Linked DNA regions of Mus musculus: region 2 is linked to region 1. Evidence: chromatin loops called from intact Hi-C (ENCODE). Cell type or tissue: heart. All regions are shown on one strand.

Region 1 (4,000 bases):
AAGTCATTTTCCACGAGAGACAAACAACCAACCAACAACAACAATAACAAAAAAGAAAACCATCTAGAAGCCAGGAGTCTTTGGATCCTGGCTGGGGAAGCCCTGTATACATTGTTGCTTAAGAGCAGAGAAGTGCCCGCCCTGGCAGGTAATTCCAATACATCGAGGAACCTCAAACGGTGCTTAGACCGCGTTTAAGAGCTGCAATTGGTCTTTAGTAGCCACCAGGTTTGCAGAGTTACTGCTGTAGAGTCATAACTGGATCATCAGATGGCTATGAAGGGCTGGGCCCCACATGCTGCTGTCCTTGATGTCTGAGATGACGCAGCAAATGCTCCTGACATTGCTCCTGGGCCACTGTCCCCACAATTCCCTGCAGAGCCCTACTCAATGCCACCACAGCAGCAAGGCCACACTAGGGCTTTCCAGTTCTGGCATTTGTGTCTGGCCCTATAGTTGTTTTTGCACCTGTGTGCTTGTGACTGCTGGCTGCTACCTTTGTAACAAAGGTCCTCTTTTGTCTGTGTATGTGTTTGTATTCGTGTTTGCATGTGTGCACATGTGTGTAGAGGTGTGCGTTACACGTGTCAGTGTGTGAAGCTCACGGTCCACCTTAACTATTTTTTTTTTCTTAACACATTTGTTGAAGGGGACGTCGTGCAAGGGTCATGATGCACAAGTAGAAGTCAGAAGACACCTTGTGGCGGTCAGTTCTCTTCTGTTGTGTGAGCTCTGAGGACCGGACTCATGCACCAGGCTTGGTAGCAAGTGCCTAAGTATTCAGTGAGCTTCTCACTGCCTCCCCCACCTTTGTTGTTGTAGTTGTTAGTCTCTCAATGCACCTGCAGCTCGTGGATCTGGCTAGGCTGCTAGCCAGAGGGCTTCAGGGGGGCTTCTGAGCTTATCTTCCCAGTTCTGGGGGTTACAGAGTGTGGTACTGCTCAGCTTCTTCACATGGATTCTGAGAGTCCAAACTCGGGTCTTCACGCTTGCATAGCAGGCACGCTACCCACTGAGCCATCTCTCCAGACCACCTCAGGGCTTCTCAGAATAGAAGCCGAGTTCGCCTGAGGTCAAATATTCAACTTCAAAGCTAGTCATCCCTCAGCCTTCCCAGGAGAGCTCTCAGAGTCAAGAGGACAGCATTTCTCAAATGTACCTATTGTACCAGGACTCTGTCTGGTTTTTTTTTTTTTTTTCCCCGAGCCAGGGTCTTGCATGGAGCTTCGAGCCAGGCTGCTCTCAAGAGTTTGATCTTGATCTTCCTCCTCTACCAGGCCCCACCTCCTGAGTCCTGAGATTGGAGATTTGGGACTCGACACTAGTTTTCCATTTATCTTTCTTCAAGGAGTACAGGCTCAGGAGAAAGACTAGGGCTCCAGTTTGTCCACATCACGTAAATCGATCAATTTGTCTGCACTTTAAGGGAGAAGGCATTAGCAGGCAGTTGGCTACTATGCCCTACTACTGTTCCATGTTTGATTGGCAGTCAGAAACTACGCATTCTGTAACTCTTTGACTTAGCTTAATTATTATTTATTGACTTATTCTTTAGCCCTGGCTGACCTAGAACTCCCTATGCAGTCCCTATGCAGACCAGGCTGATCTTGAAATTACAGAGATCCTCCTGTCTCCCAAGTGCTGGGACTAAAGGAATGTGCCACCACTGTCACGTTGCCTTAGTTAAGTCTTAAATCTAGAATTGCTTCGGGTCTCTGAGAAAGGACACCTTGAAGTTACTTCAAAGGTGAGCGAGATTTTGAACTCCAGCACTGTACAGCCCGAGTTTGCATCCCAGAAGGGGGCGCCTCACACCCGAAGCAACGCGCAGGCCCTCACTCACTGTGCTGATTCCAGCGCCCGTGTAGACAACCAAGTGCCTGGCACTTCGGACAGCTCCGGCCAGTTCGCGGACCTTCCTCCGCAGCTCCTCCGGGTCATCACACACCTGATAGGAGCCAGGCTGGTTATTGCCGCCGCTCGCCTCCCGCAGCCCGCCGCCCAGCACCCGCTGCCCGCGACTCGCCTCCTCCTGGCGGCGCTTGAGGCCCTCACGCCGCCGACTTCGACCCTGCAGCTCGGTCACCAGATCCTCGCTCTCGGCCAAGAGCCGGCCCTCCTCCGCGCTGCGCTCTGCAGCCGCCTTCCTCAGGATGCGTGACACCTACGGACGAGCAGCGGGTGAGCGACCGCGCGCGCCGGCGCGAGCGCGGGCACGGCAGTGGCTCACCTGGCGGAGGCGCTCCCGCTGCTGCTCCTCCCGCAGCCTCCGGACCCGCTCAGCAGCTTTGCGCTCCGAGCGGCTCAGACCGCCACCGGCTGCCATCGCTCCTTTGACTGCGCTTCCGGCTTCCGCTTCCGCCTCATCCGGCAGCTACAGAGACGCATGCGCGGGCCCGGCCCTTTCCACCTCTTCCGGCTCGCCCTTCCCACCCTTGCTCCTTCGGGATTTCAAAGAAATACCACCAGATCTCTTTAAAAGGCGTTTATTGATCATATACAAAATAAAGAAAACCTTATATATCACAAACATACACTATGTACAGCAATAAATACCCGGGGGGCCAGGCCCAGTGCCGCCCCTCCTGGACAATAATTTAGCAATAAATACTGCGCAGGGCACGGGTGGGCACCAAGGCTGCTGCCTGCTGAGGCCAGGAGACTGATTGCTCTCCAAGTCCAGGCCTCACCTTGCAGCCAGATCCCCTATGGCCCTACCCAGGTGCAGGAGACAGGGTCTCACCTTGCAGCCACACCACAGCCCCTCCTCACTTGGATGTTGAAGGACCCTCACCCCATTTAGGGTACTCTCTACTAACCTTCCCCCTGGCTTCAGCCCTGCAGGGCAGGCAGGGGCTGATCAACTCTGCTTGGACACACCTCTCAGCACCAGGAGACCAACAGAGCTGGACACACAATAGCCCTTGTCCTGTTGCCCTAAGTTGCCAGGAGAAGGCTTTCTGTACCCATTCCCATTTGGTTAAAGGCTTCAGAGACTAGCAGACAGAGAATGGGAGGAAAAGTGGGGTTGGGGCATAAAGTTGCTGGAGGGGCCAAAAGCCCAACGGGGGCCCTAGAGAACAAGGAAATCTTATCAGGAACACTTCCTAGAACACTCTACCTCACACTTCCAGAGACACCCGTGCTATATTAATGCCGTTGCTCCAGGGGCAGGGTACGTATGTGTGTAGCTGGCCCAGCAGGTATAGCACACACCTAGGACACACGCCAGGAACAGGCAAACTGTGAGCAGCTACAGCGAACCCATGCCTCTGTATGGTACCGATCTGTCCTCTGTTCCACAACTGCTCCCAAACCAGGCGGCCAATGGCACTGAGAAAATATGCCAAGAATTATTCAGTGGCTTCTGGGGAGATTGTTAATGTGTTGGTTCCTTTCACTAAACCACAGCCTAAAAAAGTAACTCAGAAGATCCCAGAGGGGAAACAGTGTAGCAGGCTGTGGCTCAGACATCCCAGCTGCGGATGGGAGCTTTAGCCAAGTGGCCACACCAGAGAGGGAGGTAGCAGGGAAGTGGCCTCACCATCTCCAAGTAGTTTATCAAAGCTGCAAACCCTGGCCCTGATCACCAAGGCTAACAGAGCACACATAGAACTGAAAGATGAGCTGAGACCAGCCTGCTGGAAGCCGGGTGATGGTGGTGATCCCTGTTAACACAGTGTTGCCACTGGCTCCCTGCACAGCAGGCACCACACCCAGCTGCACACAACACAGGGGGGACTCTCTGGGACCATACTCTACAGAGGAAACTGTGGACTTTCTTTGAAATCTGAGTGTCTATGTCCAAGGAAGAAGTCAGGCAGAGTCAAGGTAGGAGGGAAGTCACACATTATGGTTTACTTAGCGGAGAAGTTTGGGAGACCTGGCCTCAGCCCAAGCTCTCCATTCGCTGTGTCAGAAAGTCAAACACAACACCCTCACAGTAGGAAAACGGAATTAACAATGATCAGAGAAACAGCCAACAGTCACAAATGGACAC
Region 2 (4,000 bases), 180 kb after region 1:
TCGAGGCCAGCCTAGTCTACAGAGTGAGCTCCAGGACAGCCAAGGCTATACAGAGAAACCCTGTCTCAAAAAACCAAAAACCAACCAACCAACCAAAAGACCCACCATATATATATATATGTATATATATATATTCATACATATATATATATATATATATATAAACTAATTAATTTTTTAAAAAAACAAAGAAAATGAAAGAAGAAACTGCACAGCCACAAGCGGACATGACCCACAGCCGGACATGACATGATGGTGCACACCTTGAATCCCTCCAGGTCCCTGGCAGGCGGATCTCTGAGTTCACGGACAGCCTGGTTTACAGAGTGAGTTCCAGGACAGTCTGGGGTACACAAAGAAACCCTGTCTCAAAAAAGCAACACACACACAAAAAAAGTATGCCCCTTACATTTATCCACTTACAGTGTTATGGTCTGACACCTCAGGACAGCTGTAGCCAGTCTGTCCCATGTCTGCCAGCTATTTCATATTGTTGCTGTAACATGCCTCTCAGTCATTGACACAGAGAAGTGACTTGGCGTAGACGGAGAACATGCTGACCACATATCCTGCTTTGTTCTGAATGTTCTGTATGTGGTTTGCTAATCTTAAGAATTCCACGAAGCTTTGTGTAAGACCTATCAAATCAAAGGTCAATAGGAATTGCTATGTCTAAAATATCTTAAGTAAGAACTTCCTGCACCTGTGTGTGAATTCACTGTGGTTTTTTTTTTCCCCTTATAAGATGACAGAAAAATATGCCCATTGTCATTGTTCAGATAATTCTGAGCTATGTCCTTGCTCTGACCAGTTTCTGGGTGTGCATTCAATAAACTATTCTTGCTTAACTGAAGTCAGTGTTCACATGGTTTGTGCGGTGATTCTTGAACCCCAAGGATAGCAGTTCTGGCACTCTTGATCTTGTCTATAGATCTGAGCTTCTACCTGGTACAATTGCCCCTTGAGCTAAAGTTTCTTCTTCTTCTTCTTCTTCTTCTTCTTCTTCTTCTTCTTCTTCTTCTTCTTCTTCTTCTTCTTCTCCTTCTCCTTCTCCTTCTCCTTCTCCTTCTCCTTCTCCTTCTCCTTCTCCTTCTCCTTCTCCTTCTCCTTCTCCTTCCCCCTTCCCTCCTCCTCCTCCTCCTCCTCCTCCTCCTCCTCCTCCTCCTCCTCCTCCTCCTCCTCCTCCTCCTCCTCCTCCTCCTCCTCTTCTTCTTCTTCTTCTTCTTCTTCTTCTTCTTCTTCTTCTTCTTCTTCTTCTTCTTCTTCTTCTTCTTCTTCTTCCTCCTCCTCCTTGTTTTTTTTTGAGACAGGACAGGGTTTCTCTGTGTTGCCCTGGCTGTCCTGGAACTCAGTCTGTAGACCAGGCTGGCTCAAACTCAGAAACCCACCTGCCTCTGCCTCCCAAATGCTGGGATTAAAAGCATGGGCCGGGCTGGTGAGATGGCTCAGTGGGTAAGGGCACCCGACTGCTCTTCCGAAGGTCAGGAGTTCAAATCCCAGCAACCACATGGTGGCTCACAACCATCTGTAACGAGATCTGACTCCCTCTTCTGGAGTGTCTGAGGACAGCTACAGTGTACGTACATTAAAAAAAAAAAAAAAAAAAAAAAAAGAGTGTGGGCCACCACTGCCCAGCCAAAAATATCTCTGTCTTTATAGATCTGCGAGATCAATAGTCTCAGTTTCCCTTGTTTATAAATCTCTGAAACCAAAAAACTAAGAAGAAGGGAAGAAAGAAAACAAAAGCAAACAAAGAAAGAAAAGACAAGGAGACAACAGCTGGACTTGGTTACACACACTTGTAGTTCCAGCCAGCCTGGAACTCTCCATCCTCCTGAGTGTTGAGACTGCAAACATGCCACCACACTTCAGCTCTGGCTGGTTTTCTTGGTGTTCTTACTCTTTGAGTTTGCTGAACTTCTTTCATCCATAAATTTTTTTTTCAGAAATATTTCAGCCATTCCTTTTTTTATTTTCCTTAACGGGGTCTCTAACCCAGGTTGGCCTTGAACTAGGTTTCTAGCTGAGGATCTGAAGATAAACTTGAATTCCTATTCCTTGGGTGTCCCCACCTGCCAAGTACTTCATTTACGCTGTGCTGGAAATCAAACTCAAGGCTTGAATGTATTGGGCAATCGCTCTACCAGCTCAGTCACATCCCCGGACCTTTCTTACTTTCCCCCCCTACGCTTCTTTTGTCTATGCAACAGCCTAAGTTTCCATTGTCGACAGAGTTTTGCCTGGAGTGCTGCTTTGTTTTCTGAGATCCCTTGGCTGAGCAAGGGCGTTCTCGGCTCTTAGGTTGGTCTGCCCCCTAGTGGAGCCTTCCAGCACTGTTTGTTAGCTGAGGCAGCACAGGCCACCCCAGCGTCAATAACTGGTGACCGGGAAGGGGCAGCCTGTGATTTCCACTCATCTCTCTTGGCAGGGACTCAGTGTCTTACTTTAAGGCTGGGTAAAGACGCTGAGGCTGGGTTCCTCTTCTTGCCTCCCCAGAGCTGAACTTCCAACATCCAGAGGGCACTTAGTGAGAAAGGATCCTGGCAGATGATTTAAGGCAGAGCTGGGTGGTGAGCCTTTGATAGTCTGTGCCCTGGAGGAGGGGCTTGTCCTTAGCTGCACCCATCTAGAGTGGAGCTTGCATCACGTGGGCAGAGAGGAGGGATGGGTCAAGGCAAGTGCCCCAACTCACTCCCTTCCTGGCAGGATTTGGTAGATTTTCCTGAACGCTGTTTCTCCTTTGGCTGAGAGTCCTCAGAACAAGTTCCAGGACTTTCAATAACTTTCTGGAGACTTCTCACCAGAAAAGGCTGCTTTGCTGGGGACAGCCCTCTGAACCCCTCTGGCCACCGGCGTGTGGGGCCTTATAGTTCAGTATGACTCACACAGATGCCCAGATGTTTTCAGGGTCTGCCAAGATGTGCCTTTGTTCCCTTCTCCAGTTTTCCTTTTTGAAACAGGGTCTCACTATGTATCCTTAGCTGGCCTGGAATTTGGTAAATCAGCCTGTTTCTGCCTCCTAGGAGCTAGGATGAAAGTGCTTGGGCGGTGTGTGCTGCTGTGCCTAGAAACAAGATCTCAACAGCAACAGCAGCTCTAAGGACTACCCCTTATGTCTCCCTCTCTCACCCATCCTTCCTAATACACAGACATGGCGTTATCATGGAGTTTTCAAACAGGGTCTCTCTCAATGGCTGACTTGGAACTTACTCTGTAGCCCAGACTAGCCTCAAACTCATGGTGGTCTTCTTGTTTCAGGCACCCAAGGATTAAAGGTGCGCTCCACCATCCTGAGCTTACCTGACTTTCCCATTTGTTGACTTGAAGTTCATGTCTCCTTTCCGTACTCATGCCTCTCTTTTGGACACACGCAGTCCATTTGTTCTGTCAGTCACATAGAGTAGATATGTAGGCCATCTCCAACATTTTTCAACTTTACATTGTTTTACAATGAATGTGTGTGTTTGTATGCACATGTGTATATGCGTGTGTATGTGTGTGTGCGTGTGTATGTATGTGCATGTGTGTGTACATGTGTATGTGTGTGCTCATGTATGTGTGTGCATGTACATATATATGTGTGTGCATGCATGTATGCATGTGTGTGTATGCAGGTATATGTGCATGTGTGTATGTGTGTATATGTGTGTGCATGTGTATAAATGTGTATATCTTTGTGTATGTGTGTTCATGTATGTGCATGCGTGTGGTGTGTGTGCATGTAAGTGTACTTGGGACACTTTCCAAGAAGTTCAAACACAGAGGTGATTTTTCTGTGTGCTGCCAAATCTCCCCCTTGAGACCCTTTGTTCTACGCCTCCCAGTCAGGTTGCTTATGCCAGTTTCCCTGTAAGCTCCACAGCACTCTGAGGTTATGTTTGCAACTGTGTCAACCTGACAGATAAGGAGCCATCCTCCTGGTTGTGATTATCATTTTTTATTTCCCTTATAATGAGAGGTTGAACATCGTTTTATATGGTTCGAGGTCTAATTGACTATT

What was found. Hi-C counts contacts between places; a loop is a spot of excess contacts. Peaks named below come from ENCODE experiments on the same cell type or tissue, not always from the same donor. Only the 100,000 strongest peaks of a DNase experiment are listed, where the experiment ranks them.
Region 2: it touches region 1 in a loop (2.7-fold over the local background); 4 of 42 quality-filtered maps call a loop at or near these places.

Annotation. Positions count from the first base shown.
Region 1 is chr11:120,622,647-120,626,646 of GRCm38, forward strand. It overlaps Sirt7 (sirtuin 7), which reads right to left and starts at 2,368. Exons shown (of 10, transcript NM_153056.3): 1 at 2,231-2,368; 2 at 2,027-2,164; 3 at 1,844-1,948. The coding sequence starts at 2,326. Mir6936 (microRNA 6936) reads right to left here and starts at 2,230; the gene lies at 2,177-2,230. It also overlaps a transcript of Mafg not described here. In heart, a CTCF peak has its summit at 1,812 (motif pointing right); DNase peaks (open chromatin) are centred at 2,365 and 2,785; H3K4me3 peaks cover 1,865 bases; H3K27ac peaks cover 1,533 bases.
Region 2 is chr11:120,797,872-120,801,871 of GRCm38, forward strand. No RefSeq gene overlaps it. Among named protein-coding and RNA genes, the nearest start is that of Dus1l, 3.5 kb to the left of the region's middle. In heart, a CTCF peak has its summit at 2,322 (motif pointing left); DNase peaks (open chromatin) are centred at 2,350 and 2,600; H3K4me3 peaks cover 460 bases; H3K27ac peaks cover 1,454 bases.